Regions from separate parts of the Homo sapiens genome. Here regions 2, 3 and 4 are each linked to region 1. The links are chromatin loops, found by intact Hi-C in ENCODE. Cell type or tissue: gastrocnemius medialis. All regions are shown on one strand. Each heading gives the region's core, and the rest is flanking DNA. Links, peaks and the distances in the headings are about the cores only.

Evidence for each region. A loop is a pair of places that touch in the nucleus more often than their neighbours do. Peaks named below come from ENCODE experiments on the same cell type or tissue, not always from the same donor. Only the 100,000 strongest peaks of a DNase experiment are listed, where the experiment ranks them.
Region 2: it touches region 1 in a loop (6-fold over the local background); 3 of 110 quality-filtered maps call a loop at or near these places.
Region 3: it touches region 1 in a loop (12-fold over the local background); 95 of 110 quality-filtered maps call a loop at or near these places.
Region 4: a loop joins it to region 1, with 3 times the contacts of the local background. A loop is called at or near these places in 2 of 110 quality-filtered maps.

The regions. Positions count from the first base shown.
Region 1 is chr14:76,349,487-76,357,387 of GRCh38, forward strand. It overlaps a transcript of ESRRB not described here. Among named protein-coding and RNA genes, the nearest start is that of ESRRB, 23 kb to the right of the region's middle. RefSeq lists an enhancer at 3,561-3,750. In gastrocnemius medialis, for the core only: a CTCF peak has its summit at 3,475 (motif pointing left); a DNase peak (open chromatin) is centred at 3,305; H3K4me3 peaks cover 720 bases; H3K27ac peaks cover 938 bases.
Region 2 is chr14:76,086,986-76,094,886 of GRCh38, forward strand. No RefSeq gene overlaps it. Among named protein-coding and RNA genes, the nearest start is that of GPATCH2L, 61 kb to the right of the region's middle. In gastrocnemius medialis, for the core only: a CTCF peak has its summit at 4,248; DNase peaks (open chromatin) are centred at 3,806 and 4,286; H3K27ac peaks cover 2,759 bases.
Region 3 is chr14:76,047,239-76,055,139 of GRCh38, forward strand. The region is part of intron 3 of IFT43 (intraflagellar transport 43); the gene reads left to right. Among named protein-coding and RNA genes, the nearest start is that of IFT43, 65 kb to the left of the region's middle. In gastrocnemius medialis, for the core only: CTCF peaks have their summits at 3,747 (motif pointing right) and 3,950; no DNase peak of the experiment used is centred there.
Region 4 is chr14:76,263,768-76,271,668 of GRCh38, forward strand. The region is part of intron 2 of LOC105370575 (a long non-coding RNA gene); the gene reads right to left. Among named protein-coding and RNA genes, the nearest start is that of ESRRB, 110 kb to the right of the region's middle. RefSeq lists an enhancer at 3,959-4,253. In gastrocnemius medialis, for the core only: a CTCF peak has its summit at 3,983; a DNase peak (open chromatin) is centred at 4,184; H3K4me3 peaks cover 1,376 bases; H3K27ac peaks cover 970 bases.

The DNA.
Region 1 (7,901 bases), core at 1,477-6,476:
GTGTGGCCTCCTGCGAGATGCTCAAGATCTCCAGGGTCTAGAATGGTGCCTGGCACATCCTAGGCACTTAATGGACAGCTCTAGAATGAATGAATGAATGAGATTTGGACTCTCTAGTTGGGGTTTATCTGAACTACCAATAGCCTAGTGGGTGGTAAGAGAAGGATGAGAAAAAGGAAAGCAGAGAGCATCCTCGTCCACTAGAACGTAAATTCCGTAGAGGCAGGTCATTTTGTCTGGTTTTTCCCTGCTGGGTCCCCAGCACCTGGAACAGTGCCTGACTCTGAGTGCGTGCTCATTAAAGATTTGTTTAGTGATGAATGAATAGAGAAGGGAAAAAGGGAAGGAAAGACTCAGGAAAAGGAAAGAGCCTTTGCAGCTAGGAAAATACTGCTGCACTACTGGGGAAGTAGGGTCCATGTGCCTGGGGTGGGTCTAATGAAAACCAGGCTTACATTCAGTAAGATTCATCAGGCTTACTATTCTCTCTGCCACCTCACACTCCTTTTCTTGGGTACCTGTTCCTGTGGGAGACAAGTATTCTTTTAGTGAGTGATACTGGAGCGTTCTTTTCTTCCTCTACTCCCTTGCTGCCACCCACCAACCTGCCCCAACTTCTGAAATTCCCATCCTGGGGGAGGTTCCCATGAAGGGCTCCTCTACACCTACATGGAGCAACTGCCCTGAATCTCTGCTCCTCTCCCTCCCACATAAGCTGGGCTGGACAATCCAGAAGGAACCTCTACTTCTCACTAAAGCATGTCCGCCCTCAAGCCAGCCAGGGGTGTGGGTAGGGCGGACCATGTGCCTAGCTTCCTTTGATCATAGAAAACACTGTGCTGGACACAGAACAATTCAAAACAGCCCTTGCCCTCGAGAAGTTTGCTACCTTCCTAGAGAGACAGGACATATGCCTGCGAATGTTTGTACATCCAGAAAAATGTCAGCAAGCTGAAGGGGTTTGAGAAACACTTGCATGGCTGCCCAGGAGACTCAAAGTGACTGTTGCCAGGGCCCCAACCTACCAGGACGGCAGAAGCCACTAGTGTCTGTAACTTCACAATGAGGGACTGAGTCACTCCCCAGTTTTCAGATTTGGCACTTTGTTTATTTTCAAACCAGAATATCCTAAGCCAAGCAAATCAATATTCTGTCTCCCAGAGCCTGAAGCCCTCTGATGAGCCAGGTACAATGACAGCTGTATCGAGGCACTTTAGGGGGTGATTGTTGAGGGAGAGAGACCGGGTCAGGCATGACTCCCCACAAGGCTGATGGCCTCTACCTGATGCCACCATGGACCACCTGGACACAGCTTGATGGACTAGCAGGACGCAGCTTCTCCCTCTGCCCTGTCCTTCGGCAGGAATCAACAGGCAGTACATCAGTGACATGAGGCTTTGGCAGTGCTGAGTGAGGCTGGCAGGTGAGGTACAGGGGCCCTGGGCACACCTGCCTGCTGTCTGCCTTGCCTCTGCCAGATGAATACACCTTTGTCATCTTGACTGGTAACCATGGGTCTATTCAGTCAGGTAGAGGATGGTGATGCTGAGACCACAGGTTGGGGGTAGATGTCATTGAGGCCGGTGAGCTTTGCACCTGTGCATCACCTCAGTATTCCCCCAACCCTGGCCACTGTGGGGCTGGAGTGAGAAAAAGAACCTGGATGAGGGAGCACACCATCCCCATGAATGGAAAAGAATTAAAGTTAATATCATTAGAGTGGTTTCCTAGGGCAGCTATACCAAAGTACCACACACTGAGTGGCTTAAAAATAAATAAATGTATTGTCTCACTGTTCTGAAGGTTAGAAGTCCAAGATCAAGGTATGGGCAGTGCCATGCCCCCTATAAAACCCTGGGGAGGATTCTTCCTACGTCTTCCTCACTTATGGTGGTTGCTGGCAGTCACTGGTGTTCCTGGCTTGGAGCTGCAGCACTTCAGTCTCCTCTGTTGTAACATGTCTGTGTCATCCCCATGTCTTCTCCTCTTCTTATAGGGCCACTGGTTGCATTGGGTTAGGGCTTGCCCTGCTCCAGTATGGCCTCATCTTAACTTGACATCTGCAATGACCATATTTCTAAATAAGGTCACATTCTCAGGTACTGGGGGTGAGGACTTCAGCATATCTTTTCGAGGGATGCAATTCAACCCATAACAGCCATCAGTATACCACCTTCTGGGTGAAGGTGAAGGAATATTATCTCATGTATGCCACCATATGCAAAAAGCTTGTTTTCCTTTCTGTTCAGAGCATATGACCTCTTCTCACCTCTTCTCATAAACCAACAAGAAACAAGGACTGGGTGAATGTCAGTGGGGGACTCTCTATAGCTGATGAAGAGTATAAACTTCACTGGGTGCAGTGGTTCATGCCTGTAGTCACAGCTACTTGGGTGGCTGAGGCGGGAGGATCACTGGGGCCCAGGAGTTCAAGGCTGCAGGGAACTATGATGGCACTACTGCACTCGAGCCTGGGAGACAGAGTGAGACCCAGTCTCTTAAAAAAAAAAAAAAAAAAAAAAAGCAAACTCCAAGAAAGCAAGTGAACAGGTTTTTAAGTGTCCTGTTCGCTGTTGAGTCAGTGCCTGGCACAGAGTAGATTTGTTGAATGAATGGATAAGTGAATATGGTGGTTGGAGCTCCACAGGCTGGAGTGAACTGTGTGACTCAGGAAAACCACTTACCCTCCTTTACCCGCCTGACTTTTTTCGTGTGTAAAATGAGAATCAGAACAAGTACACGTAATTTACACATCATTGGGAGCATTGCATAAGAACCTATGTAAATGCCTTAACTCAGTTCCCAGCATGCAGTAAGTGTTCAGTACATGTTAATTAAATCAGAACCTGTTGGCGGCCACTGAGCAGTCTTTGAGGTTTGGGGCAGCTGCAGTAGTGATGCCAGCCTAGCAAGCGGGAACGTATCTACTCAACTCTTCTGCAGGAAAGGGTTGAGCTACCTTAACCAGGGAGCTGCTAGTGAGAAAGTGATCAAGCCTCAAGCGGACCTGGGAGACTAGATTACTAGAGAAGTATTATTACAGGGCACCGGTTGGGGGCACAGGCCCTGGAGCCAGACCCTGGGCCTTCAAATCCCAGGTTTAGCCCCAGCCAGGTGTGGGACCTCTGGCGCAGGGAAGCTCAAGTTTCTCTGACTATAAAGTGGAGACAATAATAACATCTGGCTTTCTGGTGAGGATTGGATAACAGTGCCTGGCACATGGTGAGTATTGTGTAAGTTTGATATTACTAGTGTAACTTTTCTATGTCCTCGGCCCCGGTTGCTCTGAGCTAGCTGATTGGAAAGCCCTAACCCTCGAACTCCGGGCTTTCTGGGAACGCGGGCTCTCTCCCCTCTTTCCCTCCGCCCCCACGCGCACACAGGCGAGCACCGTCCGCCCTTCCTAGTTCCCACCGCGCGCCCCTCGCTGAGCGCTCCGCACACTCTGAGATCCAGCGCGCCCTCTGGTGGCACACGGCCCCGAATCGCCGCGCTCCTGCGGGCCGCGCGCAGGGTCGCCGGGTAGGCACAGGCACGTCCCGTGGCCACGGACCTTTGCCCTCTGAGGCACCCTAGACCTTGGCTTTCTCTCTCTCCATTGCTCTTGTGAGAAAAGCTGCCTCGCTCTGCGGCCTCTCTCACGAGCGTGCCATTGTCCCGGAGAGTCCGGGAGTTGAAACAGCCCCTGGATAGAGCTGGGGAGAGGGCAGCACCCCCTTATCTTGGTGAGGTTTCAGGGCTTGCCCTCCTGGTTCTAACCTCAAAGGAGGGAGTTTAGCTAGGAGACAGCTGTTTTTACAGTCCCCAACCCCACCACTTTTTTCTCTGATGTGCTGTTGAAACCGATGGGCAGCTGAAAGGCCCTCATCTCTGCAAATCCGCCTGACTTAAGGTTCACCCTGTATGTCTTGGGTTCGCCAGCCATTACCATCCCCTAAGACTCGGGGATTACAGTTCCCGCCCTGCCTGCCTCTGTGTGGGTTTATTTAGGCCTTCCAGCCCCATCACTTCATCATCATCATCATTTATGAACCGCTAAGCATGTGCCAGGCACTGTTCTAAGTGCTTTGTGCATATAACTCATTTTATCTGGACAAGAGAAGAAACTATAAGTACAGGAGAGCCTATGAGGAAACTGAGGCACAGAGCGATTAGTGACTTGTCCAAGATCACAGATTGTAAGGGCTGGGTGTGGTGGCTCATGCCTGTAATCCCAGCACTTCAGGAGGCCAAGGCAGGAGGATCGCTTGAGCCCAGGGGTTTGAGACCAGCCTGGGCAACATAGTGAGACGCTATGTCTCACTATGTTAGTTACAAAAAAATTAAAAATTATCCAGATGTGGTGGTGTGTACTTGTGGTCCAGCTACTCAGGAGGCTGAACCCGGAGGATCACGAGCCCAGGAAGCTGAGGCTGCAGTCAGCTATGGTGGAGCCATGGAACTCCAGCCTGGGCAACAGAGCGAGACCCTGTCTCAAAATAAAAATAAAGAAAAGAAAAGAAAACTAAAAGGTCACACATTGCAGGGGTTTGAACCCTAGCAGCCTGACTCCAAGCCTATGTCAGCCCCGCTGGGTCCTGCTGCCTCCCTGCTGAGCTTTGTGTGGCTGGTCCTGCTCCCTTGCTTTGCATCCACATACCCTGACCTCTCCATCTGGAATGCCCTTCCTCACCCCCGGGAAATCTGCTTGGCCAACTCCTCTGTGAGCCCTTCCTTGGCCCCCAGGGTCCTCTACCCGCCCCCCCCCCCACCCACACTTCCACCCTCACCTCTCCATGTGCCTGTCATTAGTGTTACTTGCTTGCCCCTACCACTGGGCTGTGGGGCTGCTGACAGCAGAGGCTGTTTTCTGTTCATATTTGCTCTCTCCACTGCCTAGTACGATGCCAGGGACATGGCAAGTGCTCCTGCGATGAAGCCAGGCTCACATAGCAGCAGCCTTTTTCCAGGGACCTATCTCACCATTGCACTCTGAAGGGGGAGGACAAGTGCATTAGTCCCATTTTACAGATGTAAAGGCTGAGGTCCCGGGGGTGAGGGATTCATCCAACATTGTGACCCAAATGGGAGACACTCTTACCACAGTCCCTTGTTCTGTGCTCAGTGTCTTAGGCCAAAGGCTTCTGAGGGACCAGAATAAGGTGAGGGGCTGACCCACAAGAACCCATGGGGTCTCGGGGGTGGAAGAGTGTGCCTCATTTGTGTAGGTAGGTCCTGGGCTTTTTTTTTTTTTTTTTCTTTGAAATGAGTTTTGCTCTTGTTGCCCAGGCTGGAGTGCAATGGCTCGATCTCAGCTCACTGCAACCTCCACCACCTGGGTTCAAGAGATTCTCCTGCCTCAGCCTCCTGAGTAGCTGGAATTATAGGCATCCACCACCACGCCCGGCTAATTTTTTGTATTTTTAGTAGAGATGAACGTTCACCATGTTGGCCAGGCTGGTCTCGAACTCCTGACCTCAGGTGATCCACCCACCTCAGCCTCCCAGATTGCTGGGATTACAGGCATGAGCCACCATGCCCGGCCGGTCCTGGGCTTTATCTGCACGGGCCAAGGAGGAGAGAATTTGAAATCCGTGTTTGTTTTATTCTCTAGGGTCTCCCCTGGAAAGATGTCACCCTTTGGGTATACCTTCCTCCTCGGATGGGTCTTTTCCAGGCAGCCTTCCTTGCAGTCTGAAGCCGGGGCCAGGTGGCCAGAGGCGGTAGAGACCCAAGTAGGGCTCAGAGAAGTTAAGGACAAAGATAGGGACAGCTACCAGGGCTGGGGATGCTGCTCTATAGGGCAGCTTGGGACCCGAAATACTGAGTTTGTGTGTGTTAAGGACCCTGGCAGACTTTTACCACGCCCTTCTCCCTTTCACCACTCATGTTTCCCTCACTCCCCATTGCCCATCCACATGGTTCCCAACTTTCAAGACTCAGCCCAAGCCTCACCACTCCCTCTTGGGCCCAAGTCACTTGTTTCGTCTGCCACGTCCCCACAGTACTCCATCCAAGCCATGTCACTGAGCACTCTAGCTTGTATCAATGTGGATCATTTGCAAGACTTTCCCAGGCCAGTCATTTCTCCTGCTCTAATGGACACCACTTAAAAAGAAAAATCAGATATTCTGTCCTGTCTGGGTCCCCCTCACTGGACAGTACAATGCTGGGCAGTAATAAATGCTCAAGGGTGGCCAAGCTGCCTAACTTCTCTGAGCCTCAGTTTTCTTCTCTGTAAAGTGGGGATAATATATGTATATGTGAGACTGTATACATCAGAGCACCCAGCACAGGGTCCAACACATAGGAGGGAATCATTCGATGTTAGTTCCCCATCTTCCTCATCAACACTTTCCTGCTGCACCCTCAGCCTCCTGCTCCAATCAGAAAATGAGGCATGGTGAATAGTATTCTCTCTCACCCCACCCTGGCCCCAGGTGTCTGGTGTGCAGAGGATCAGATGACCCTCTTCCGCAATCTCTTCCCCCCAACCTTGAGGGGCTGCAGGGGACTCTCTGGGCTCCAGCCAAGTGGAGGTTGGAACTTGCTTCTTCCTTGCAATGCCCAGAGGGAGCCATGGGGAGCTGGAGGTAGAAGTTGAAGGAATGGCTGTCATTGACATGACCTGCTCCACAGCCCTTTCTCATCATCACCACAAATGGATCGGTGAATGAATGGGTGGAAGAGTCAGAGAAGGGGCTAGGGTTTCTCTCTGGGCATTTTCTGGGTTCATGAGTGATGGTGCAGAGAGCACAGGCTGACCCTCCTTACCCTTTCTCTGCCTGGCTGTGTCTACAGCAAAGCATTGACTCCTACATTGTGGTGCAGGGAGGAGCAGGTTTATGGGATGTGCTTGTCTAAGTGTTTTCTCCTATGAACCCATTTAATCTCACAATCACTCTAGGAGGCTGGTACTCTCTCTCTCCCATTTTACAGATAAGGAGACTGCGACAGAGACTTGCTCAGATTATACGACTACCCCAGAGACTCTAGCCCCAAAGCCTGTGCTCTATGTTATCCTGACTCTAGGATGACAGAACGAACATTGTCATTGAAACCCACAGTCTGATTCCTTCTAGCCCCAGCCTGCCCTTCTGGCCCATGGCCATGTGGCCCCACCAACCTCACGTGACCCCACTGACCTCACATGGCCCCATGTGTGCACCCTCTTTTTAGACCTCCCCACTCTGTGCTAACTCCAGACTCATCCTATCCTCTTGGTGCTGCCTGCCTTTCAAGGGGAGGGGGCAGGTCCCTTAGGAAATGGAGAACAAGCAATGCATGAATAAATAATCACTCCTGTCCAGCCCCATCAGCGCATGGTCCTGCAATTGTTCTGCGAGGCTGGATTCTCCTGTGGGTTTTAACTCACTCTTATTCTCTTGTCCAACTTTATGCTCCCTCACTGTCTGTCCCCCATGATTTCCATCTCTCCTGAGGAGGGAAAGGGGCCTTGTTGGGCCTTTGATGGCCACTAGGAGCTCCTCTGAGGATCCTCAGGGAAGGTTGACTCTCTCCCTGAACCCCCTCTCCTCCACATGCACCCCCTGGGGGAGGGTGTGGGCTCCTGCTGGTGCCCCTGCCAAGCTATAGCCCAGCTAATGGAGGATAATCTACTAGTATCCGCCACTCCTCCCCAATGAGGGATAATCTACTAGCATCCACCACTCCTGCCCAGTGCCACCAGAAGTATTTTTCTGGGTTCACGGGGCATGAGAGAGAAGAATCTATATCCAGAAATTTTAAGGTGCAAGGAGGAGCTCAGAAATGCACAAAAGTATTACCCAAGATGGGATTCACATTTTTTACAAACAGTGCAAATAATAAAGAGCCCTAATAAAACATTCAGAGCCTTTGACTTAGTCATTTCTCCTCGGACAGCTGATTCTAAGGAAATAATTCCAGAGAAGAAAAAGGAT
Region 2 (7,901 bases), core at 1,567-6,566, 260 kb before region 1:
TTGCTTGATCAAAATGTGTTACTGGCACAAATCAAGGCCTTCCTGCTTAGTAGGTAAGGGCGCTTCTGGGCTCATTGCTGCCAGAGACCTGCATGCAAAGTGCTGTTTACTGCAGAGAGATGTGGAAGCGTAGACTCTGCCTTGCTTGACCAAGCAGCACCATGCTTTTCTCCTTCAGGTCAAAGAGTCAATGGGGAAAAGGGTAGGTAGAGGGAATAGGAGTAAATAACAGTGGCAAAGAGCACAGGTTCTAGAATCAGGCAGAATGGGGCTCCAGTCCCAGCTCTGCCTTGTAGCTCTGGGCCCTGGAGCAAGCTGCTTTCCCTTTCTGATCCTGTTTTCTAATCTGGAAAATGGGATGATATTAATATTGTCTTCTTGGGATTGTGGCGCCCAGTAAAAGCCAGCTGCTGTTATTGGATTTGAGAACTGGATAAGATTGAAAAGTTAACGTAGGAAAAGTGACAGTTTATGGCAACAGTGCCTGCAGTTTGCTAGGGGGTATCACCTTCATCTCCCCTCATGAATCACTTCTCAGCCATGGATGGAAAGATGGCTTGGCACCAGGTTTTGTTTTGTTTTGTTATTTGTAACAGCTTTATTTAGATAAAAGTTGTGTGCCGTAAAATTAAGAGTACACAATTGAAGTTGTACAATTCAGTGATTTTTAGGAAATATATGAGTTTCTGCAGCCATCACCATAATCCTGTTCTAGAACATTTTCCTCATCCTACAGAATTCCCTTGTGTCCATTTACAGTTAATTCCTGCTTTCATCCCCAGCCTTGGGCAACTGCTCTCCGGCCCCATCAGTTTGCTGATTCTGGACAGTCCTGAGTAGCTGGGATTACAGGCGTGTGCCACCATGCCCGGCTAATTTTTGTATTTTCAGTAGAGACAGGGTTTCACCATGTTGGCCAGGCTGGTCTCGAACTCCTGAGCTCAAGTGATTCGCCTGCCTCGGCCCCACAAAGTGCTGGGATTACAGGTGTGAGCACTGTGCCCGGCTGCACAGATGTTTTCATTCCACCTAGGTAGATTCCTAGGAATTAAATTGCTGGATCATATGGTATGTTTACGTTTAACTTTTAAGAAACTGCCAAACTGTTTTTCAGGGCCTCAGTTCTTTAGGATATCAGGGTTAAGTAAGTACTTTTTTCTTGTTTCCTGTCCTTAATTTTTTCAAAGGCTGCTGTTGAGTTTGTGGGAGGCATATTCTTCTGATTCCTCCCTCCCTGCCTTCTTCCTATCATTGAGTTTATCTCTGCTTTGAGAACATAGGCCTCATCTGTCTGTATTCCCCACTAGCCTGTAAGCTCTTCCAGTCCAAGACTAGGTGTTGATCGCATTTCTATCCAACTGCATGCCTATTCCAGGAGTTCAAAGTCAAATAAAGCACACTCCTGACCTCTAGAAACTCACAAGCTAGCAAATAAATAGTGTGTGAGTGAAGGAGCCCATATGATCTGCAAAATACAGATGGGAGGAGAGAGAGAGGGATACTTCGCCCACCAAGAAATAACAGAGGTGGGGCTGATTTGCTTTGAGCGAAGGCCACTTGGTTCTTGTAAAGTTTTACAGGAACACAGCCATGCTCATTTGTTTACGTGCTCATTTGTTTACAACAGCTCATTTGTCGATGGCTGCCTTTATGCTACAAGGGGCAGAACTTAGTTGTGACAGAGATCGTCTGGCCTACAACGCCTAAAATATTAGCTATCTGCCGCTTTGCAGAAAAATGTTGCCAACCCCTCCTTAGAGGAGAGAATGAAGATGAGAAATAACAAACCTGCGTGCTCTCAAAGTTCAGCTGCTTGTTTCTATCCAGGAAATTCATTGCAGCAGGAGTGATTTGAGTTAAATGTAAGGAAAGACTAGAAGGGTGGGGAGATTCTGGCCCCTAAAGGAGAGACAACCTTTCTTTAAGAAAAGGAAACGAGCACTCATCAGTTCCAGGAACAGGGACATGATCTATCTGGAGACAAAAAAGCTGGAAAGGGGGACATCTGGCTCCTTCTTGGCCCTTTGATCCTACTTGGGATGTGGGGGTGAGGAAGTCTCTAGGAGCCAAATGCCTTTGTCAGCGGGCTCAGGATATTGAAGAGAAGGCCCAGTGGAGTGGGTGTTAGAAGCAAGGGAAGGGGAAAATGTTGATTTTTCTTTTGGCAAGGCAGAAATCAGAAAGCAAGGGTGGTGGGAGCAGAACGAGGAAGAAGCCGTTCTTCTGTGGCTGTGCCGGAGTGAATTAATTCACGGCATATGTTCCTAGCATCTGTCGTGGTGACCTGGACTGGAGGGGTCAGTGAGAGAGGAGACCATGCCAGGACTGAGCATTAGCCCAGAATTCCCAGGCTGCAGGGGCTCTTGGCTCCCACCGAACGCTGGCTGGCCAGCCCACCCAGGAACAGCTGCTGCAGCTGCAGCCACCAGCGCTGCCTCGGGGAGGAGGGAGAGCATCCCCTTCCTGTGCTCCCCACAAGAAAACACCTGGCCAAGGAGGGGCTGGGAGAAGACCAGAAAGAATCCTGCAGAACGCTATCTCTTCCAGACCTTTAGCGGCGGTAGATTCCACCCAGCAGCCACACGTCCGCCAGCAGACTGCAGGTGTGTCCCCAAAGGACAGCACAGGAGGGGTGAGAGAGCCACAGCCCTGAATGGAGAATGAACAAGAATTTGGGGACTTCCTCTTAAGTGTCAGTCCCAGAATTTCCCTGGATGCTATGTGGGCTGCGTGGTGCTGAAGTGTCCCTTGTGAGTTGATGGTCAGCCCAGAGGAAGCAAGGCAGGCAGGCGTGGTGGCTGAGAATGGGATGATGCCAGGTTCACATCTGTGCTCTTCCACGTCGCAGCTGTACGACCTTGGGTATGTTCTCATAACTCCTTGAGCCTCAGTTTTCTCATCTGTGGAGTGACGCTGAAAATCATTCCTGAATCACAGGGCTATTGTGATGATTAAATGAGCTGATGCTTGTTGAGCTGATGCTTGTTAAGTGTCTGGCACAAAGTAAGCCCTCAATGAAGATTAGTTCTGATCACATTGAATGGGCAGGCAGTGGTCACTTGTTGTGCCTGATCATAAATCACAGGGCATTAGGACCTGACCGGACCTGAGTGGGCATCTACCCCAAGGTCACAAACTGGAGGCCATAGGCTGATGCTGACTCACAGGACATGTTGGGTTTGGCTCATGCACTGTTTTTAATTGTTTTGTTAATTATCAACATTTAAAACTGAAAGGTTTAGACTTCCAGCTTCTCTTGGAAAATAACTGCTTGCTCCCAAAGTTCAGCTGCTTATTTCTATCCAGAAAATTAATTGCAGCTTCCAGCTTCTCTTAGAAAATGGGAGGATCGGCCGTGCATGGTGGCTCATGCCTGTAATCCCAGCACTTCGGGAGGGTGAGGTGGGCAGATCACGAGGCCAGGAGATCGAGACCATCCTGGCTAACACGGTGAAACCCCATTTCTACTAAAAATACAAAAATTAGCTGGGCGTGGTGGCACGCGCCTGTAGTCCCAGCTACTCGGGAGTCTGAGGCAGAAGAATTGCTAGAACCTGGGTGGTGGAGGTTGCAATGAGTTAAGATCGCACCACTGCACTCCAGCCTGGGCAACAGGGTGAGACTCCGTCTCAAAAAAATAAAAATAAAAAATAAAAAAAGAAAGAAAAAGAAAAAGAAAGAAAATGGGAGGATCTGGCTACTCTGGAGCTGCTGTTCTTAGAGCAGCTATTGACTGGAGCTGAGAAGCAACAGCTTTTAATGAGTAGCAGGTGATCAGCCCACGTGCTTCCGCGGACGCATTCCTGCCTGGCCACGCAGGCATTCACTTTAAGAGCCCTGCCCAATCTTCTCATTTTACCAGTGAGGATTCTGTCCCCCAACGACACTTATCCAACCAAGGTCATGTTCCTGAGCCTGGACCCTGGTTACTAACAAAAGCCAGCATCCTTTGTCAGTAACCAGGGCCCTTGCCTGCCATCTAACCTCACATCATGCAAGCTGTGGAGAAGGCCCAGTTTCCCTACCACGGGTTCTCCTCCTCTGATCAGTCTAACTCTGTGTCTGGCACACATCTGACAAGAGTTGAAGCAGAGTCCTAGGCTATTTCCAGGACCAGTAACAGGACCCTTTGCCAGGTGCCCAACGTGGATGGTGTCTGTCCTGTGCTCAGCTGTCACAGGAAAAGGTGGGAGGTTTGCCTTCTTCCTTCTCCGGCCTCCGCCGGTGTAGGCATTATAAAGAGGCCTCGGGGGCCACCTAGCAGCCAGCAGCGTCTCTACACAGGCCACTCCGTGTCCAGGCTGAGACCATGTGCTTCCCAGCCTGTGACTGAACATGGCAGTGGTACAAGGGCTCACCATTTCTGGCCAGCACAGGACTTTCTGCTGCAATCTTTGCACGGCGTTCCCCGTGGGGAGGCCAGAACTTTCTCCAAGCTGTGCTGCTGTCTGAGACACTTGCCCTCCAGTCCTCCTTCCTGCCCTCTCCCCTTTCTCAGGCCTCAGACCCTCATCACCACCTGAAGGCTTTTCCTGCTCCTGCTCCTTCGCCTCCCCCTTGATCTTTCCCAGGAATTACCCTCAGTAAATCTCCTGCACTTCCAGCTCCGCGTTGGTGTCTGCTTCCCAGATGAGCCAAACAGAGAGCTGGTGGTGGCCCAGCTAGACTCAGGGGGCAACAACTCCTGGCCAGGGCTGAGAAGACACAGCCTGTTACAGGGATAGGGAGCAGGCTCACCTCCAAAGCCAGATGGCTCATGAACCCTAGTGTGGGTGAGATTCAGGTCAGGGATCCCCGGTGGGGCGCCAGTAGCAGATCCCTCTTTCATTCAGGTAAGCACCAATGTGGAATCCAACCCAACTGAGAAGGCCTGAAAAGGAGGAGCTGGAAGCCCCTCAGGGGGCACTCGGCAAGAATTTGGTCCCCTCTCAGCAGGAGTAGAAGCCAACTTGGTGTCTTCTTGCTGAGGTAGGGCACGGATAGCCTCTGTTGGTGGCTTTATGGGCAGAGAACAAGGGATATCATGACATACTAGGCCTGCCAGGAGACAGGAGATGCCTGCCCTCTATAGCGACACCTGTTGCCTCTCAGGATCTGGGGATCATCTCTGGATGTGGGAGAAGAGATGTAGAAGCAGTTGCACCCCAGACCTTGCCGGGGCAGGTGCCGGGAAGTAAAGCCACCTCTCTGATATGGCAGAAGGGGGCAGGGCATGCTCTGATGGCAGAGCAGAGGCTACTGTGGGTTTTGTGAAGGGGCCAGCTTGTTCTGACAGGAGAGGAAGGACCGCTTCCCACCATCCCTAAGGCACAAGGCCCTCCAACGTGGTCTTGCAGTTGTAAGGACAAAGGCAGTAGAACACAGGTTGAACAGGAAGGTGCCTCTCTAGGTGGAGACTGAGGCTACATAGATGGGGGAGATGGCACTTAGTAGGAGAACTAAGCAAAGAGGGAAAAAATTATTTAGCTCTTTAGGGAACAGAAATTAACCAACCTAGGGGAGTGGGGCAGGGCAAGGATTGACTTTAAAGGAACCAGAGAGAAAGTTGCTGAGGGGTGGGGATTAGGGGGTGGAAATGTTCCATATCTTGATTGTGGTGGCAGTCATATGTCCGTTTGTTGTATTTGAAAACCTCATGAAACCTTACGCTTTAAAAAAAGATGAATTTTGTTGTTGTTGAGACAGAGTTTTGCTCTGTTACCCAGGCTGAAGTGCAATGGCACGATCTTGGCTCACTGCAACCTCCAGCTTCTGGGTTCCTCCTGCCTCAGCCTCCGAAGTAGCTGGGATTACAGGCGTTTGTGACCACGTCTGGCTAATTTTTGTATTTTTAATAGAGATGGGGTTTTGCCATGTTGGCCAGGTTGGTCTTGAACTCCTGGCATCAAGTGATCTGCCCCGTCCACCTCGGCCTCCCAAAGTACTGGGATTACTTTTTTGCACGTGGCCAAAAAAGGATGATTTTTATTGTATGTGATTCATACCCCAATGAACCAGACTATAAAGATTTTCCCCCATCAGCCCTCACCATCTCAGGTGGGTGAGTTGGGGAGCTCCTGTCTGTCCCCCACCGTCTCTGGCATTTTGCAGCATTCCCCAACCCCCTGAGAGCTAGGTCAGGAAGCAGAGGGGCCTTCAATGCCCCCCAAGGAGTGCCCCTCAGCCAAGACCCCAGGGCAGGGCACTGTGCAGGCTCAGAGCTAGCCTTTCAATTTCATCTTCAGTTTTGTTTTCCATGATTACATTTGGAAAGGAAAATCTAGCAGATTTGACTATTGGAGAGAGCAGATGGTCCAATTTGAAGTAAAACACAGGCATTTGGGAGCTGTTTTTGACATTCTTGTGGAAGTGCAGGTTTGTTGAGCCCAGATTAGGGAGGACACAGGGAAACTTGAGGGCCCCAGGCTGTTTAAAAAGTCCATCACCCCGAGAGAGCAGGATGTGCCATCTTTTGCATTGCAATCGTATTTTTGACCTGGAGGATATAAGAACTTTTGATGCCAGATCTTTAAAAAAAATAATAATAATAATACCCCTTTTAAAGGTCACACAATCCTATTTTTTAAATATCATCTTTATTTAAACAATTAATGCATATTCACTAAATGTAAAGCTATATATTTAAATATATTAAAAATCCCTTTTCACTCTGCTCTGCCCCCACCCATTCCACAGCCCTCCCCAGAGGTGAGCAGGGTGTGCCCTTTCAGATAATTCAGGGCACTGATGTACACATAGGTGGACAAATAGAGACCAGGAGCTTGGCTTTCTTTATGTAATTGGAGCCACTCTGCAAGTATGGCCTGTAACTTGCTTTTTCCTCTTGCCAGCACACCTTGCAGAACTTTCCCATCGGTGCCTCTCTTCTCGTTCTGTCGGTGCCTCTCTTCTCGTTCTGTCGGTGCCTCTCTCCTCGTTCTGTCGGTGCCTCTCTCCTCGTTCTGTCGGTGCCTCTCTCCTTGTTCTGTCGGTGACTCTCTACTCATTCTTTTCAGTGGTGCACTTTACGCCATAGATTCCCCATCCACAATTCGGTTTCCTCGTTAACCCCCACCAGGGATGACCGTTCAGATTGAGCCTGCTTCCTTCCACCGCCTTCTCATGACAACCTGGCAGGGACCCTGTTCCAGCCCAGCACTGGCTCACCTCCAAATTCTTTCTGCCAGACTGCAGCATCCCCTGAGCCCCTGAGAGCTAGATCAGGAGGCACAGGGGCCTCCAGTGCCCCCTCAGGCAGTGCCCCTCAGCCAAGACCCCAGGCCAGGGCGCTGTGCAGGCTCAGAGCTAGCCTTTCAGCATGCTGGAAGGACAGGCGTCTGTTTGACTCTTTTCTAATGACCTGCTGGGTAAGAAAGTGGCAGAGGGAGCACTCGTCTTCTGGGATGGTTTTTCCAAGGCAATGGGGGTGAGGGGGAGCCAGAGGGGCTAGACCACGTGGGGAGGACACAGTGGCCCATGCCGGAGCAAGGAGGCCTGGCTTGAAGAGCTAAGCCAGTCTGTATTTGGGGTGGGGTGTCATATTTGGACTTAGAAGGAAAATCAGGGTTGGTATCTCCTGAGGGCCCTTTGAGCATTTGTTTTTAATGCATATTGGGAAGTGCTCTGTGGCCAGACACCGTGTTAGGTGCTATTCACCTAGATGGCTTTGCACGTGGTTAAGACTAAGAGTAAAGTCCCTGCAGGGCCCGTGTTAGCTGTGTCTTCCTTCATCCCTGCAGTGCCCTTGTTAGCTATGTCTTCCTGCATGTTACCAACCTCCAATAATAATACTAACGAACATGTCTGAAGCTCTTACCAGTTGTCAGGCAACGTGCAAAATGCTTTCTGTACATTATCCCACTCAGTCTTCTCAATTGTGAGGTGGGTACTGCAATCATGCCCATTTCAGAGAGAAGAGAAAC
Region 3 (7,901 bases), core at 1,839-6,838, 300 kb before region 1:
GTTTAAATTGGGGCCTGAGATTAGAGCTCAGCACGTATACCTTGGCTGGCCTGATTCTGAGTGATTGAGCCTGGGGTTCTTAGAGTCCTCTCTGATGTGGGGAATAGGAAGGTTGGTTTCTGAGTTCCCTCTGTTTGGAAGGTTTAGCAGGTCTATGTAGCTATCCTCTTTCCAACTGCTTGGAGAGAAAGGAAATAAAGAAGTCATATTAAGCAGGAAGAAAACAAATGGAAATGTTAAGAGCAGGTTAACTGTTTAGGAGAGGAGTATAAAGGGGGAAGTAACATTTCTGTGGAAAGTTGTAGCAGGTCTGACAACAGCTAAGAAAAAGAGAAACAGAACAAGGAGGAAAATGCCTTAAATTCTTAAGTAGGAAGAGAGTTTGGGTCAACTTTGTTTTGCCTAAAAGTAATTGAAAAAGGGAAGAGGCAGGACTGCCCGCCCGCCTGCCTGCCTGCCCGCCTGCCTTCCTCCCTCTGTTCCTTCCCTCCCTCCTTTTTTTTTTTTTTTGTCATTGCAGTTTCCAAACCTGCACACTACACTGTCTTGATTGAGATTTTTAGGGCTGGATAAACCAGTTGCAAGGAAGGGACTGCGTGGGGGTTGTCAGAATGGAGAGCAGTATTAATGGGGAACAGATGTGGGTGGGGGCCAGAATCAAGGGGAGGCAGGGTTGGTGATCATTCACAGAGCTGGGGAGAGACCTGAGGAGCTATGGAGTCTGGCCCCTTCCGTTTGGAGATGGAGAAAATGAGAACTAGGGAGGTTAAGTGACACTGAGTTATAGAATCTTAGAGTTAGAAAGGCCCTTAAATGTCACCTTGCCCCACTGCCCAAGGTCGTACAGCTAATTAGTATAATAGAATGTGCCTCTCGTTCTGCAGCCGTGCCCATTCTCAAACCTTGAGCGCTGCACGCATTTATCTCAAGTTCACAAAAAGGCCATGCACTATACTATTTGTGCAAGAGTGAGTCTGTTAGAATAAAATTGTCTTTACTGCTACCCTCTGGGACCCTCACAGAATTGAGATGTTGATCGTATGAAGCAATCTTATTGAACAAAAAAACTTCCAAGGAAAAAAGTTGTGTCCCCTGAGCCAGCCAGTCTCTGCTAAGGGGGACCTGCTGCTTTGCAGAGTGAGCAGCTGAAAGCCAGGAGGGAATGATTAGAGAGGCCAACCATTGGTTAAAATTCTCCGAACATAAATGATCTCCTTGTTCTCCCTTTGATGGATTCGGTCTCTCAAAAATAAAATGCATCTGTGAACATCACACCTACTTCTTTCCTTTTCTTTTGAGTCCTGTATGGAGAAGTACCCAACAGCAATTTTAATATAGATGAAACAGGTTGGGCACACATAGGTATAAATATGCATAGGAAATGGAGGCCCCTCACATCATCCGAGTTTTTTCTGGTCTAGTGGGTCGGTCAGTGATTTTACCTTTTGACCCATGCTGCCCCCACCAGAGCTGAATACTGATGGCTACACCAGTTTCTCCAGGTTTCACAGCACCCATTGTAAAAGAGCCCACGTGTTGAAGTGGCAGGGTGCCCTTGGTTCTTATTTACCAGGGATTCACCAGGGTGGGCCCTGAGCCTCCCAGGAGGCTGCCACACATGGTCCTGTGCTCCCCCAGTGGCTCGCATGCCAGCAACCAGAACTGAGGCACCTTCTCTTCATGTACCTCATGACTTGGGTGAGTCTCAGTGTATTTATGGGGTTTCGGGGAAATCACAGAATGTAAAAGAACAGAAGCAGAGAAGATGGTGGGTTAGTTACTAGAAGGAAATCTTTACAGGTTTCCCCATTATAGAGCAGAAACTTCTGTACAGGAAAAGTAAAAGACCCACTCCAGCAATTAAACATGAATTGAAATAAAGGTTTCCAGAAGCACTGAGAAGTTTGTCCCTTGACTTGTGGCACATGGTTTCTACTAGTCTCAGTCACCACATCCAGTCTCGTTTATCTCCATCTTCCATCCTTGTAGCTCGATTTTCCCAAGATTCGTGTCTAGTCCCAAAGTTATTCTTTTCCACTAGCTTTCACATCCTCTGATCATGCCAATGGAAAAGTCTCCATTTACAGCCAGTGTTTCTTTAACACTTCTCTAACCCTACTAATCTCCCCTTTTAATACAAAATAGGCCGTACGCTCTTGGATTTTTGACAAACAGCAATGTCTAGCTAATAAAGTTTGTAGTTTTTAAAAAGCTGTGTGTTTTTTTTTTTTTTACAATTATTTCCCTATGGCTGGTGATGATAGCTTTCCATGAAGATGTAGAGTTTTCTTTTAAAAAAAATGTATTAAAACCAAGGAATCAATTTAAAGAAAATGCTAAGTGGTTGCAGAAAGTACATAGCTATAGCAAAATTGGTGAAGGTGGCACTTGGAAATGGCAGACATTTGGGGAACACTCATACAGCGGTTCTTCTTAGCTGCTTCTCCCCACCCCCAACCCCCTTCTTTCTCCCAGTGGGAAGAATAAGAACTTCCATTTAACTGCTCTGTGCTGCTTTTGTACTGCAGGATACAAGGTAAGTTGCAAAATATTAGATCATTGAGGTCTCTATATGTGGGCATAAGTAACTTGAAGGGGGAAAGCAAAGAACCCATGGTTAATTTCAAGCCCCCAAATCCCTCCTGATCCCTGATCAATGTCAGTGTATGTATTTATAGAGTTGACACCAGTAATACCAACTTATTTGGTCTTATTGCTTACCCACTCAGCCCTGACGCCATTCTCATCTCCAGCCACCACCTTTTCCTTATTTCAGCCACACCATGTCCCCTTCTGTTTTCCGAACACCTCAGCCCCTGCATGCCTCTGACCTCTGTTCGAGTGGTTTCCCTCCTGCAGCTTTTCTGCCCATTGCAAGCCTCCTCATCTCTCCATTGGCAAGGCTTCCATGAAGCCTCCCCAGATCCCCAGCTAGAATGGCTGGTTCCCTCTTTAGTGCTCCTGTGACAGTTTGCTTACACCTTCCTCACTTGTCCTGTCAAATCTGGGGCTCAGTAGAATGAGGGATTGTGAACCTCAGTTTCCAGGTCCAGCACTGCGTCCACTGGCTTTGGAGCCTTCATTAGATCTCTTTGAGGACTCCTGGTCTCCACTTCTTCATCTAGCAGCTGACAGTTTGGATGTGGTGGGAGTATTTGGATGTGGTGGGAGGGTTTGGATGTGGTGGGAGTGTTTGGATGTGGTGGGAGTGTTTGGATGTGGTGGGAGTCTTTTGTTTGTTTTCTTGGGTTTTGTTTGTTTGTTTTTGAGATGAGGTCTCGCTGTGTTGCTTAGGCTGGTCTTAAACTCGTGGGCTGAAGTGATTCTCCCACCTTAGTCTCTTGAGTATCTGGGATTACAGGTGCACACCGCTGTACCCATCTGGTGGTGAGAGTCTTTTTGGCCTTACAGTATGTAAGTTTATGGAGGTGTTAGTGTTATTTCTGTAATGTTCTTTTCTCCTACCAGATTGTAAAATCTTGAGCAAAAGATCCCCAATTCCCAACACCTCTCACTCCTGCCTAGTAGATGATTAGTGATCCAGTAATGGTTTCCTGAATAAAAAAATGTTCATTTGAGAGGGCTAAAACCTCTAGAGTTCTAAACTCTGCTGCCTTTTCTTGATAGCAGGCATATTACATTTTATATGTTCCCATAACTGTAGCTACTCAAAGCGTTTCTGTGTATTTCAACCTTTTTTCACACATTTAGTTTGAAGCAAAACAAAGCTGTCATTTTTAATGTGAGCAGCAGGGGGCAACATTCTCCCAGGAATTGCCTTGTGATTCACTAGGCCTTGGCAGTGTAAAGAGAGGACATGGGCATGAGTTTTTTATCAGTCTACCAGACATCTTACTGATGAACTGTGCTGGCAGGAGCTAAATATGATCTAGCGTGACCTAAAACCCCAGAGTGCCAAAATTTGGGTGTTAGGGAATACCTGCCTGTTTTAAAAGAAGGAAGAAAATATGGTACCTAGCGGCATATACTAGATGCTAAACACATGAGTGGCAAGAACTAGGAACTGAGGGGAAAGAGGGTGGTGACTGCAGCTTTCAGGGGAGATTTAAATGAGGAGAAATCTGTTGGACAAGGAAAACTTCAGTTCATGAGAAATATCTAGCTTTTAATGAGTATTGCAGGTGTGGGGGCAGCTTAGAGCAGAGGGACCCCAATTATCCAGTGTACCGCCTGGGATTGAATGAGCAGTGTGGCCAAGATGACAATGGCAGATTTCTCCTTTCCTCACATTTGGGTTTTCACTGCAAAGGCTCATTTGGCGCTTCACACATTTATAAAGTAGAGCCTTGGTTCTGGATTTGCTGGTGGCATTAGATGATCCGGGAATATTGCCTTCTCTCTCTCATGCCTTGGTAAAATTTACCTCAATGAGGTTTGGAGGCAACTGTGAGATTTTTCTTGGACATTTAAAAATTATGAGGGTAGAAAACCTTGCAAGAAAATGGCATTTTGATTTTTTTTCCTCCAGAGGAAGAAATTTTTACTTGACATTTTAAAAATGTAAAGTAGCTTTGGCATCAACGTAGTTGGTATCTCTTTCCTGCTCTTCCCCTGGCCAGTTTTTCTTCATGCCTTTGGCCCCTGGCTGCAGTTTTGTCTCTTTTGTAATGGGAATCATGCAGGTGCCTTCCTATGGCTTTGGCGTTTCTTTCACCTGCAACAAGTTATAGTCAGAACCATTCATCCAAACCCTTCACATTCCTCCCCAGGTCGGAGTGATCCCTGAGGGATGGACTCGCATAGGGCCTTCCACGGGCACAGGCAAGGCTCCAGGTGCTTGGCACTTTCGTCTATTTTAAGCCTGTTCTGCCTTGCAGCAGGGAGGTGGGTCTAGGGTCCAGTATGTGCTGTGGATATTAAGAGACTTCAAGGACGCTTCCCCCCATTTATCTCGGTTATGTCCCCTGCTAAAATAGGTTAACGGTGTCTAATTAACCACTGAACATTGTCATGCTGCATAAAGATAGCATCCTGGCTGTTCTCTGAGCCGTGGTACTTTATCTCCATTTAGATCTCTGCAGTATTCCATTAAACTCGAGAGAAACATTTTAACTGAGGTGATGTCTACATTAGGGCTGCCTTTTACCCTTCAGCACATAACCCATGTAGCAGCAGTTAAGGCCTCTTCTGTCTGGTGAAGGGAATCCAGGTTGTTTTGCGGCCTCTTCCCCAGAAGTTCATGGGGTCCCTGCAGTTGGGGGTCATAACTACCTGCTAGTCCCACTCGATCATGATGGCCAGATCAGGCCCCCTGATGCAGCAGGGAGGAGACAGACCCTGCAGGCAGGAATAAAACTATGAGGATCCAAGATTCTGCCATGGTCCCATGTGGCTGAAGTCACAGATGTGCCACTGGGATCCAGCTTGTGCTCAGCTGCCCAAATCACACCGTCAAATGTCAGTGTGGGCTCCAAATGCCAAAGAAAGGGATTACATTTGAGCAAAAGAATTTCAAAAAGGGAGGAATATGGAGAGAAAGGTGACTTAGCTAGATGGGTCTCTTTTTTGCCATGATGCACACTGTTGCGTTGTAAATAAAACATATAATAAATCACAGAACAATTAAGCCAACATTAACTACCAGATCATCAGGACTGACAAAGCTACAGCCCTACTATAAGTTGAAAAGTTGTCCCCGTCCTGAAAATATTAGTTGGATTTGAAGCAGAGGAGCATTTCCCATGCTGTTGAAATGCCCGCATGTCTCCATGGTGTAAGGGTTGGGAACTGAGCTTTGGAGTCAGACACCCTGCTTGCATTCTGGCCCTACCACTTTCTAGGTAGGTAACCTTAGGCAGGTTACTTACCTCTCTTGAGCTCCTCCTCTGTGAAACAAAGAGAATAAAATAAGGTACTATAATACTGAAATAAGATAATGTATACTGTATAGGACATATGTGATTATATAATTGTATAATAGTATTATAAATACTATAATGACAGTGGCTGGTGCCTAACAAACTCAGTAAATGTTGACTGTTGTCATCAGTCGTCATCCTTCTTAGGGCAGGTTTGTGGGGGAAGGGACAGCACAAAGGAAGGGTGGGCTGAGACCTGGGACTGGGCTTTCTTTCCCCTGAGAGTTGAGAGTGGGTGCGCTGAGCCAGGCAGGAGAGGCTAAGCGTAGGTCAGAGAGAAGCTGGGATGAAGACCAGGACGGGACTGGGTGAGTGTGGAGCTGAGGTACTGGGCTTTAAATGCAAGTCACGACAGCAAGACAACCGCCTTCACCTTCACATCGTCTACCTGAGAAGCCAAGCTTCTGAGTCCTTGGCAGCTTCGTGGCTGAGCATTGTAGGCAATTTGGAAAGGGCCATCAGCCCGCCGTGATGTGGGGAGGGGAAGCCAGTCTTTGCTCCCTCACCCTGCTCCACGAGGCGGAGGTGAGAGAGAACGTTTACTGTCACTGTCCCAGGTTAAAACTTCATTCTGCAAAATGGCCAAAGCAATCAGTGAGTGATGGAGTAGCTCTTAAAAAGAAACCTGGCATTTAATTAACTTTTCAAAGTGCTGATTCAGCAACCTCTGTGTTTTACATTTTGAATATTGAACGAGCATCTCTAATCGGATCTGGATTGCTCTGGGCCTGGTGTGGTGGAGAACACCTGCTTAGTTTTCATGAACACCACGTACTTGGGCGTGAATTTCAGGATCACTCAGGAACAGAGACTTCACCTAGTGGACCATTCAGGCCCCTTGCTATTTCTTCCTCCTCTCATCCTTTAGGTCAAGTCCATGTTCATTAATGCTTCCGTTAGAAGAAAGTCGGCAACTCAGGAGGAGAAGGCAAATAAGTTTCAGTTTTGCTGCTTAGCAACTGGAGTATTCAGCTGAATGTCTCAAGGCTTAGGGCAGGGAGTCTTGTCTACGTGACTAGGTCCCATTTCTGGAAGTTACTACCTCAGGGAGATTAGGAGTAAGCCCAGCCCATGTACATTGAAAAAGCTTCCGGGAATGAGTCTGGTGCACCACTGTTGAAGAATGACTAATTTAAAAGATTCTCTCCAGCTTCCAATTTGCTGTCTATACCATATCGTGCCTTCCATAAGGAGAGGAAGTCAAGAAGGGACCGTCTACACAGTAAATCCAAGCAGATGTCTGGGTGCCTTAGGGATATTAGATAATCAACTGGTATCTTCCTTTGAAAAGGCTTGAGGCAAAGTGTTTGGAATCTAGGGTGAAAGTTGGGAGACATGGATTCTAGTTTCAGCCTCATCACTAACTAGCTCTGTGATTTGGGTGAAGCCCACAGCTGCAGTGCCCAGCGTCCCTCTCTGTGTATAAAATTGTGCTGCTGAAACCTGCTTTTCCTCTTCTCCAGAACTCAGCCGAGGTAGTGTTTGTAGATGTGAATATCTTTGAAGAGTATTGAAAAGTGCTCTGTGTGAGGTGATCTCGCTGGAATTATGATTTGCCAGGTTCCCCAAACTTCTAATAGCCACTTTTGGGGAAAAAGGCACAGGGGCCCTGAGTACAGAAATAAACCGGCAGCCCAAGGCTATACTGATCTCAGCTCTGCAGACAGCCTGTCAGAGGGCTGGGCCCAGGTCACACAAGCCTCATCGACAGCCTCAGTTTCCTCAGAAGTTGGGAATGAAGTGTCTCTGAAGAGGTGCTCCAGGACCCATAATTCTTTACCTCAACCTCTGTCCTCACACAGTCTGGGAGGCAGAACTTCCATATCAGATTCTTCTCTAATTCCCTACCCTGTGGACTGTGGTAGACTACTGTGTTTTAGGTTCTTGTTTGTTTGCTTGCTTGTTTGTTTTTAACCTGTCACCAGTAGTTTAAAAATACAGTCAGGGCTGAGCACAGTGGCCCATGCCTGAATCCCAGTGCTTTGGGAGGCAAAAGCAGGAGAATTGCTTGAGGTCAGGAGT
Region 4 (7,901 bases), core at 1,680-6,679, 86 kb before region 1:
CATTACGCATATGAAGAAACTGAGGTTCAGAGAGGCCCTGTAATTGCATTGTGGTCTGATTCAGATCTGGGGTTTATAGCTAGAAGTTCTAAAGGAAGCCTTAAAACACTGCCGCACCTTTTAGATCTGGATTCGTAGGAAGGGAAGGTTATTCTAAAATGCAGTGGCAGACAGAGGGCAACAGACTGTCATCACCTCTGCATCTGGATGACTCTTTATGGTCATTAGCATCTCCCAGGGCCCTCAGTGAGCAGCTTCTCAAGGCAGGTCTTCCCTGATGGCAAGAGGTGGCATGAAACCTCCTCTGCCACATGCTGGCTGCTCCCGTACAGGTGGTCCGGCTGCTGCTGGCTAAGGACAGGCAGAGGAGGGAGGATGGAGGAAAGGTGAGGGCTGGTAGGTGCTCAAGCCACCCAGGCCAAACAGTGGCAGCAGGAGCAGCAGAGAGGCCTGCATTTTGGTGGTGCCCCAGGCTGCACTGCTATTTTCACTTCAGGGGCTGTGAGCAGAGAAGATCCTTCCACCTCACTCTTCTCATTTTACATGTGCCCTGAAGAAACATCCTACCCAGAGGCTAGAACATCTCCAACTATCTAGAAGATGGCCATAATTATTTGGTTAATAGCCACCTCCACCACTGAACTTCTGCAACTTGCCTCTGATGAAGCTGTTCCAATAATTGTTCATTTCTTCACCCATTCTTTTGCTCCACCAGTATTTCCTAAGCAGCTGCTATGCCATGTGCCAGACGCTGTGCTGCTCCTGTAGTATGGTAGGCAGACACAGTCCCTGCCCTCAAGAAGCTTACAGTCTGGTGGAAAGACAGACAATTCTCTTCTGCAGCTCCCTCTCTGCCTCTGCCCCAGCACCCATGCTGGTCTCTCCCAGAGCTTACATCCCCCGGGTCCTCCCTGCAGGCCAGACACCACGATGCCAAATGCGGGCTGCTCATCAAAGACTCCATTGAGAGCTGGTCGCTGTGTGGGGAAAGCAGCAGTGTTGGCTCCGAACCTGACCTGAGGAGGCATGGCTACCGTCAGTTCTGTTGTGACAGCCCTTGACAGCAGGTGTCTGTCATCTCCCCCATTCTATCCCCTCCAACCACCCCAACGTTTTTTGCCAGCCTCAAAGTGTCACTTCCATTTGGAAGGCATAGAGGAAGCTACGTGGTGAGAGGAACCTGTCATCACTCTACTTCTTGACCAGGGTGGAGGCCAGAGGACAAGTGGCATCTGTGCTGGGACATCCTAGGAGCCTGAAGCTGCTGCTGAAAGCAGCTGGGACCCCAGGTGCCTCTGCTGCAGTCCCTCTTCTCCCTGCCTGTGCCTTTAAAGAGGGTAGTTTTCTTCCATGGACCCATCACTGGCATTCATCTTCTCAGTGTGTCACTTGGTGGAAACGACAATATTTCCCTAGGTAGGGGTAGAGTGAGGAGTGGAAGGGAATGTCCTGGCTAAGGGTTTGAGCTGCTGGAGACTGACCTTAAGGGATGAGGAAGGGAGTGAACAAAAGGTAGTGAGTTGAGGCTTTGGGGTCAGACCAGGGCTGAAATTCTAACTATGACCCAGCAATTCACTGCTGGGTGTATACCGAAGAGAAATGAAAACTTCTGTCCACACAAAGACATGTATGCAAATGTTCATGGCAGCGTTATTCATAATAGCCAAAAAGTGGAAATAACCCAAATGTCCATCAACTAATGAATGCATAAATACAATGTCGCATGTCCATACAATGGACTACTATGTACCCATAAACAGGAATGAAGTGCGGATACCTGCTACAGCATGGATGAACTTCAAAACTTTATGAACTAAGTGAAAGGAGTCAGATGCAAACCACGCAGATACATGTTGTATGCTTCCATTTATATGAAATATCCAAAAAGGCAAATCTATAGATACATGTATTAGTCCATTCTTAAATTGCTATAAAGAAATATCCGAGACTGTGTAATTTATAAAGAAAAGAGGTTTAACTGGCTCACAGCTCTGCAGGCTGTATAGGAAGTGTAGTGACTTCTGGGGAGGCCTCAGGAAATTTTCAGTCATGGTGGAAGGTGAAGGGGAAGCAGGAGGAAGAGACAGAGAAGGGGCAGGTGCCACACACTTTTAAATGACCAGATCTCATGACAACTCACTCACTATCAAGAGAACAGCACCCAAGGGAAATTCACCCCCGTGATCCAATCACCTCCCACCAGACCCCACTTCCAATGTTGGGGATTACAATTCGACATGAGATTTGGACAGGACACAGATCCAAACCATATCAATACAGAAAGTAGATTAGTGGCTGCCTGCGGCTAGAGAAGGAGGACAAGGAGAGACTACAAATAGACAAAAGATCTTTTTAAGATGATGGGAATGTTCTAGAACTAGATGGTGGCAAGGGTTGCACAGCTTTGTAAACTCACTAAAAATCATTGGAATACACTTACAATGGCTACATTTTATGATGTGTAAATTATACCTCAATAAAGCTATTTAAAAAATCTCCATTATACCACTTCCTAGCTTTGGGAAATTACTTAACTATTGAGTCTGTTTCTTCATCTATAAAATGGGGAGGATGATACCTACTTCACAGGCTCACTGTGAGAATTAGGGGCCTGATTCACAGTGAGCACTCAAGAAATGTAAATGGTAGCAGTTGGCAGTCATTACTACTGCTCCTGTCTTTTTGTTTGTTTTTGTTTTTGTGGTAGTAGAAGTGTCTTGATTTAGAAAGAGAGGAGAGGGCTGGGTACGGTGGCTCACGCCTGTAATCCCAGCACTTTGGGGGGCCGAGGCGGGTGGATCACCTGAGATCAGGAGTTTGAAACCGGCCTGGCTAACATGGTGAAACCTTGTCTCTACTAAAAATACAAAAATTAGCTGGGTGTGGTGGTGAGTGCCTGTAATCCCAGTTACTCGAGAGGCTGAGGCAGGAGAATCGCTTGAACCTGGGAGGCTGAGGTTGCAGTGAACCGAGATCTTGCCGTTGCACTCCAGCCTGGGCGACAAAGCAAGACTCCGTCTCAAAAGGGAAGGGAGGGAGGAAAGGAGAGGGGAGGGGAGGGGAGCGGAGGGGAGGGGAGGGGAAGGGAGGGGAGGGGAGGGGAGGGGAGGGGAGGGGAAGGGAAAGGAAAGGAAAGGAAAGGAAAGGAAAGGAAAGGAAAGGAAAGGAAAGGAAAGGAAAGGAAAGGAAAGGAAAGGAAAGGAAAGGGAGAGAGAGATACCAAGAGATATCAAGCATCTTAGCTACCAGGAAAATTACAGGGTTTGAGGGTTTTTGAGATGTTAACTTCACTCCTTGTACCAGGTGCATGGTTTTATTCTGTTGTTTGTTGTTTTGAGACAGTCTTGCTCTGTTGCGCAGGGGGGAGTACAGTGGCACAATCTTGGCTCACTGCAACCTCCACCTACTGGATTCAAGTGATTCTCGTGCCTCAGCCTCCCAAGTAGCTGGGACTACAGGCACGCACCACCATGCCGGGCTAATTTTTGTATTTTTTAATAGAGATGGGGGTCTCACTATGTTGCTCAGGCTGGTCTCAAACTCCGAAGCTCAAGCCATCCTTCCGCCTTGGCCTCCCAAAGTGCTGAGATTACAGGCGTGAGCCACCACGCCCGGCCCAGGTGCATGTTTTTAATGGTCTGCCTCCACAATACATTTCCTGAATGTTCTCTCTGAATGCCAAGGAGTCTGGTTAAAACAAACAAACAAACAAAACCTCCCGCCAGCCAGAGGCATAATGGAGACGTGGGGCTTCTACAGATATTCATAGCCAAGAGGAGTTGAATTATGCTGGAGAGGGAAAACATAGGGGCCACGTGGTGCCCAGTGCCCCTACTTTCTTTCTTCTTATTCCAGCTCTTCATTTTTATTCCCCAATCCTGAAATGTAGTTGGGATTTACCATGAGCCAGCGGGGGCTGAAAGAGCCCCGTTTACCTCTAGGCCCTACGTTCCTCTGGACGAGTTTCATTTCCAGGAAACTGCTCCCCTCCTGGAGACAACAGGGTTTTCAGCAGCCCCAGGTCCGCGTCCATTCAGCCTAACAACCCCAGGGGAAACGTAAATGGTAGCAGTTGGCTGTCTTTACAAATAGTTTCAACAAAATCCCCAGGGTTCATTCTCTTTAAGTTCCTGAGACCTCACGCTCCTCCTGCGCGGATCGTTGTGGCCCGGAGAACACAGCAAGCTGATTGGCCAGAGCTGGTCACGTGCCCCGGCGGGCGGGGGAGGGGGCATGTCGGGGAGCCGGGGCCGGGGGCGGTCAGCCCCACTCTACCAACATTGATAGAAAGAAAAGAGGAGGTCTTCAAGGAAAATTAGAGCTTCTTACCAGAGGAAAGAGAATAACTGTCTGGCAGATAAATCCCAGATGTCCACTCTAACCGTCCACCTTGGAACCTCCACCTTCCTGTGCTCGTCTTAGAGGAATTCTAGAACTGTCGTTGGAGGAACACCGCTGTTTTCTAGAGGTCCCACAGCCGTCCTTCTGTTCATGCGGAGTACGGGCCAGCAGCTTCATTTTCCTAAGAGCATGTTAATTCCGTTTCTCATCTGGCTCATTTTCAAAGCCATGTTTCCACACTTAATGAAAACACAGTATCTGTATTACAAATGCTTGCTAAGGAATATAACCCCAAAGACTTAACTGGCCAACTCATAAGAATTTTGATTTCAAAAAGTAATTCACATGGAGGACTGTATGGAGCGTTTACACCCGGATAGTTCCTCCGGATATTCCAGCGTGCACCCGAGGCCATGCTGGAACCACCGAAAGCTGTGTACTCTCACTATACTGCTTTGCTCCCCTAGACAACTATTCTGGGAATATGCCCTTGGCTTTTATGGAGATACGCTATAAAAAGCAGTTGTATTCGTTAGAATATTCCAGACCATGATGAGACAACAAGTAAACCTTCAATCTCAGGGGTTAAACACAGTTGGCTTAAACACAGAGGTTTAAGTGAAACGCAGGGGTTAAACACCGGTTGACTTCGTGTTCACCTCACAGTGCAAGGTGAGTCGGTGGGGGGGTCTCCTCCAGAAGAGACCCAGAGATCCAGGCTGCTCCCTGCTGGCACACAGCTGTCCCTGAGTGTTTTTCTTTCATTCCTGAGGATGAGAGGGATTTGAGGGCAAATGCGCAGAATTCCCTGGTACACTCCATTCACGGGAATTCAGCGACATGATCCCAACCTGTCCATAAGGGAGTCTGAGAAGTGTGTTCTCCCGAGTGCCTAACAAGAGAGAACAGGATGGCGGACCCACAGTGCTGGCTCTGCCACATTGGTTGTAGGAAATACACAAGCATGTTTATTATCTGAAGGCTGCTGAGATGCAGAATCAACTATGGCAAATTGAAATACACGCATTTATTGTCATCCCTTCCCCAAACCAGCTAAAGTATGATAAATGGATTTTAAAAGGCACGGGCCCATAAGGATAAAGAAAATGAAAGAAGACGATAGCAATTAAATATTAGAAATGAAAAGGAGATGATAGCAATTAAATATTGGAAGTTGGAAACCAAATGAACAAGAGTTGCTGACCTGGCTAACCAAGGAAAGCTAAAGCTGAAGTCAGGAGTGGGGCGGAGGTAGGGGTGTGAGGGAGTGAGAGCGGAACCCCAAAGCAGGTTACAGGAAGTTCTGGGACCCCAGCAAGGCTGAGGTATTAGAGGCACCGGGTCCCTTGAAAATGAGAGGATAGGCGCGGTGGCTCACGCCTGTAATCCCAGCACTTTGGGAGGCTGAGGTGGGCGGATCATTTCAGCCCAGGAGTTTGAGACCAGCCTGGGCAACATGGCAAAACTCCATCTCTACAAAAATACAAAAATTAGCTGGGTGTGGAGGCACATGCCTGTAGTCCCAACTGCTCAGGGAGCTGAGGTAGAAGGATCACTTGTGCCTGGAAAGCGTAAGTTGCAGTGAGCCGAGATAGCGCCACTGCACTCCAGCGAGACCTTGTCTCAAAGAAGAGAAGAAGAGAAAAGAAGCGAAGAGAAGAGAAGAGAAACAAGCTAGATGGGACTAAAATAAAAAGGACAGGTTTAAATTCAGAAAAGTAGCTGTTAGAAGCCCTATACCCTCCTTCCTCCCTCTCCACAATGCGGGCTACTGATTTCCCCTCCTCTACCACAGAGAAAGGAAAGAGATTTATTTTCTGGAGAAATTGAGCCAGAAAGGCTCTGGACTCTCAATTCTAGACATGGCTGAAGGCAGGGATTCCATATTGAAAATAGGAGCATTAAGTGAGTTTCTACACTGAAAATCAGTTCCTTTATTCCTTTCCCCACTTGGCTCCTGGAGCTTCAACAGTTGGATTTACGTAAGTCAAGTTGGAGAACGAAGACTCCTCCCTGAGGAAACCAGTGAAACCAAGAGAAAAGACCTACAAGACCTTGGGACTTGCCTTATCCATGGTGCCCACTTGATGAGACCTCGGGAGAAATTTCTGACTTTAATTGGGCTTCTGTGGAACAGCTGAGCAACGCTTAGGAACATTGTGAATCTTGTAAGGAAGGGAATTTCCTTCTTTGCTTTGTTTCTGGAAAGCATAACTCCAAATTCTCTGCCCACCTCAAGCAGTTATATGGGAATTCACTTATGTATTTCTGGGCACTCAATGTATTCCTAACTTTCCGAAGCCACCTCATTTTAGTTTCACCCTGATTCCCATCCATTGATCCACCCACCCTCTTACTCACTCACTCATTCAACAAACATGAGTGGATTGAGTGTGGTGCCAGACAATAGGCTCAGTGTTGGGGACCAGGGACTAATGCTCACGGACCTTAAACACACTGCCATTGTAGGCAATAGAAATGGTATGCAATTTGAGAAATTGCAATTTCTTTGAGAAATCCATTTTGGAAGTATGTGTGGGTGACGATTGTTATAAATAGCTACATATACAAAGACTGGAGCTGATCTAATATACCCAGAGCAGAGAACAGAGGCACTGAAATATTTTCTGCAGCAGCAAAGCAGGAGGGACTTAGGTTAATGGGTGCGTGCTAGGATCTCCAAACCAGTGGCAAAACCCGTGTTGTCTATTGCATCTGCCACCATGGGTGGGTAGGCATGGAGGGGGGACTGGGTGGGGGAGGATCCTGGGAAAGGGTGCCTTCTCATGGAGGAACCTCAGCCCTCAAGGAATTGAAATAAGAGAGAGACAAAGAAATGAGCTCCTACTCTTGTCACTCAGATGTCGCTCTAAAGCATCTTTACTCTGGATTTATGTTCCTCGGTGCCTGTATAACCCTGCAAGGCCACGGCATTACAGAAAATCGCCAGCAGTTTCAGAAACACCAGTGTGAGTCCAGTTACTGCTTCTCTCTGATCTTTAGTATATGTGCTGCTGAAGTGAGCCCATCTCTGATCTTTAAAATGATCTCAGATCTCTAATATGAAGGGGGGTCTCAATGCCTAGACCTGCCCACCATCACCCCTCACTGGCTGGGAAAGGCTGGGGTGTGCAGAATACAGGTGACCTGCCCCTGGGAGGTCCATGCTCCATGGTCCAGATGGGGCTGAGGATGCTTCACCCCAGGGCAATGTTAGCAGAGTGGCAGCCCATGCTTTGGCTTAGTATGGCATTCTGCATCAATGCATGTGCACGCACATGCTCACATGTGTGCACACTCTTACAGGGAAGTTAATAGAGATCTACAGCCCTCGTTACCATTTGCTTTCATAAATAAATATATTAAATTGGGAAGCCAGATTTATTTCTGGCAACAGCTTGCAGGCGACACCTCCCCCTCTTATTCACAGTTCCTGAAGCGAGCCCAGCCTCTCCCACCCCACCCCCAGGCGTGACTTTCTCTCTTAAAATTCTATTTTTAATTTGTTGTGATGAATGAGTGACACCTCTGACAGCCGATTCGCGGAGATTAATAGAAAC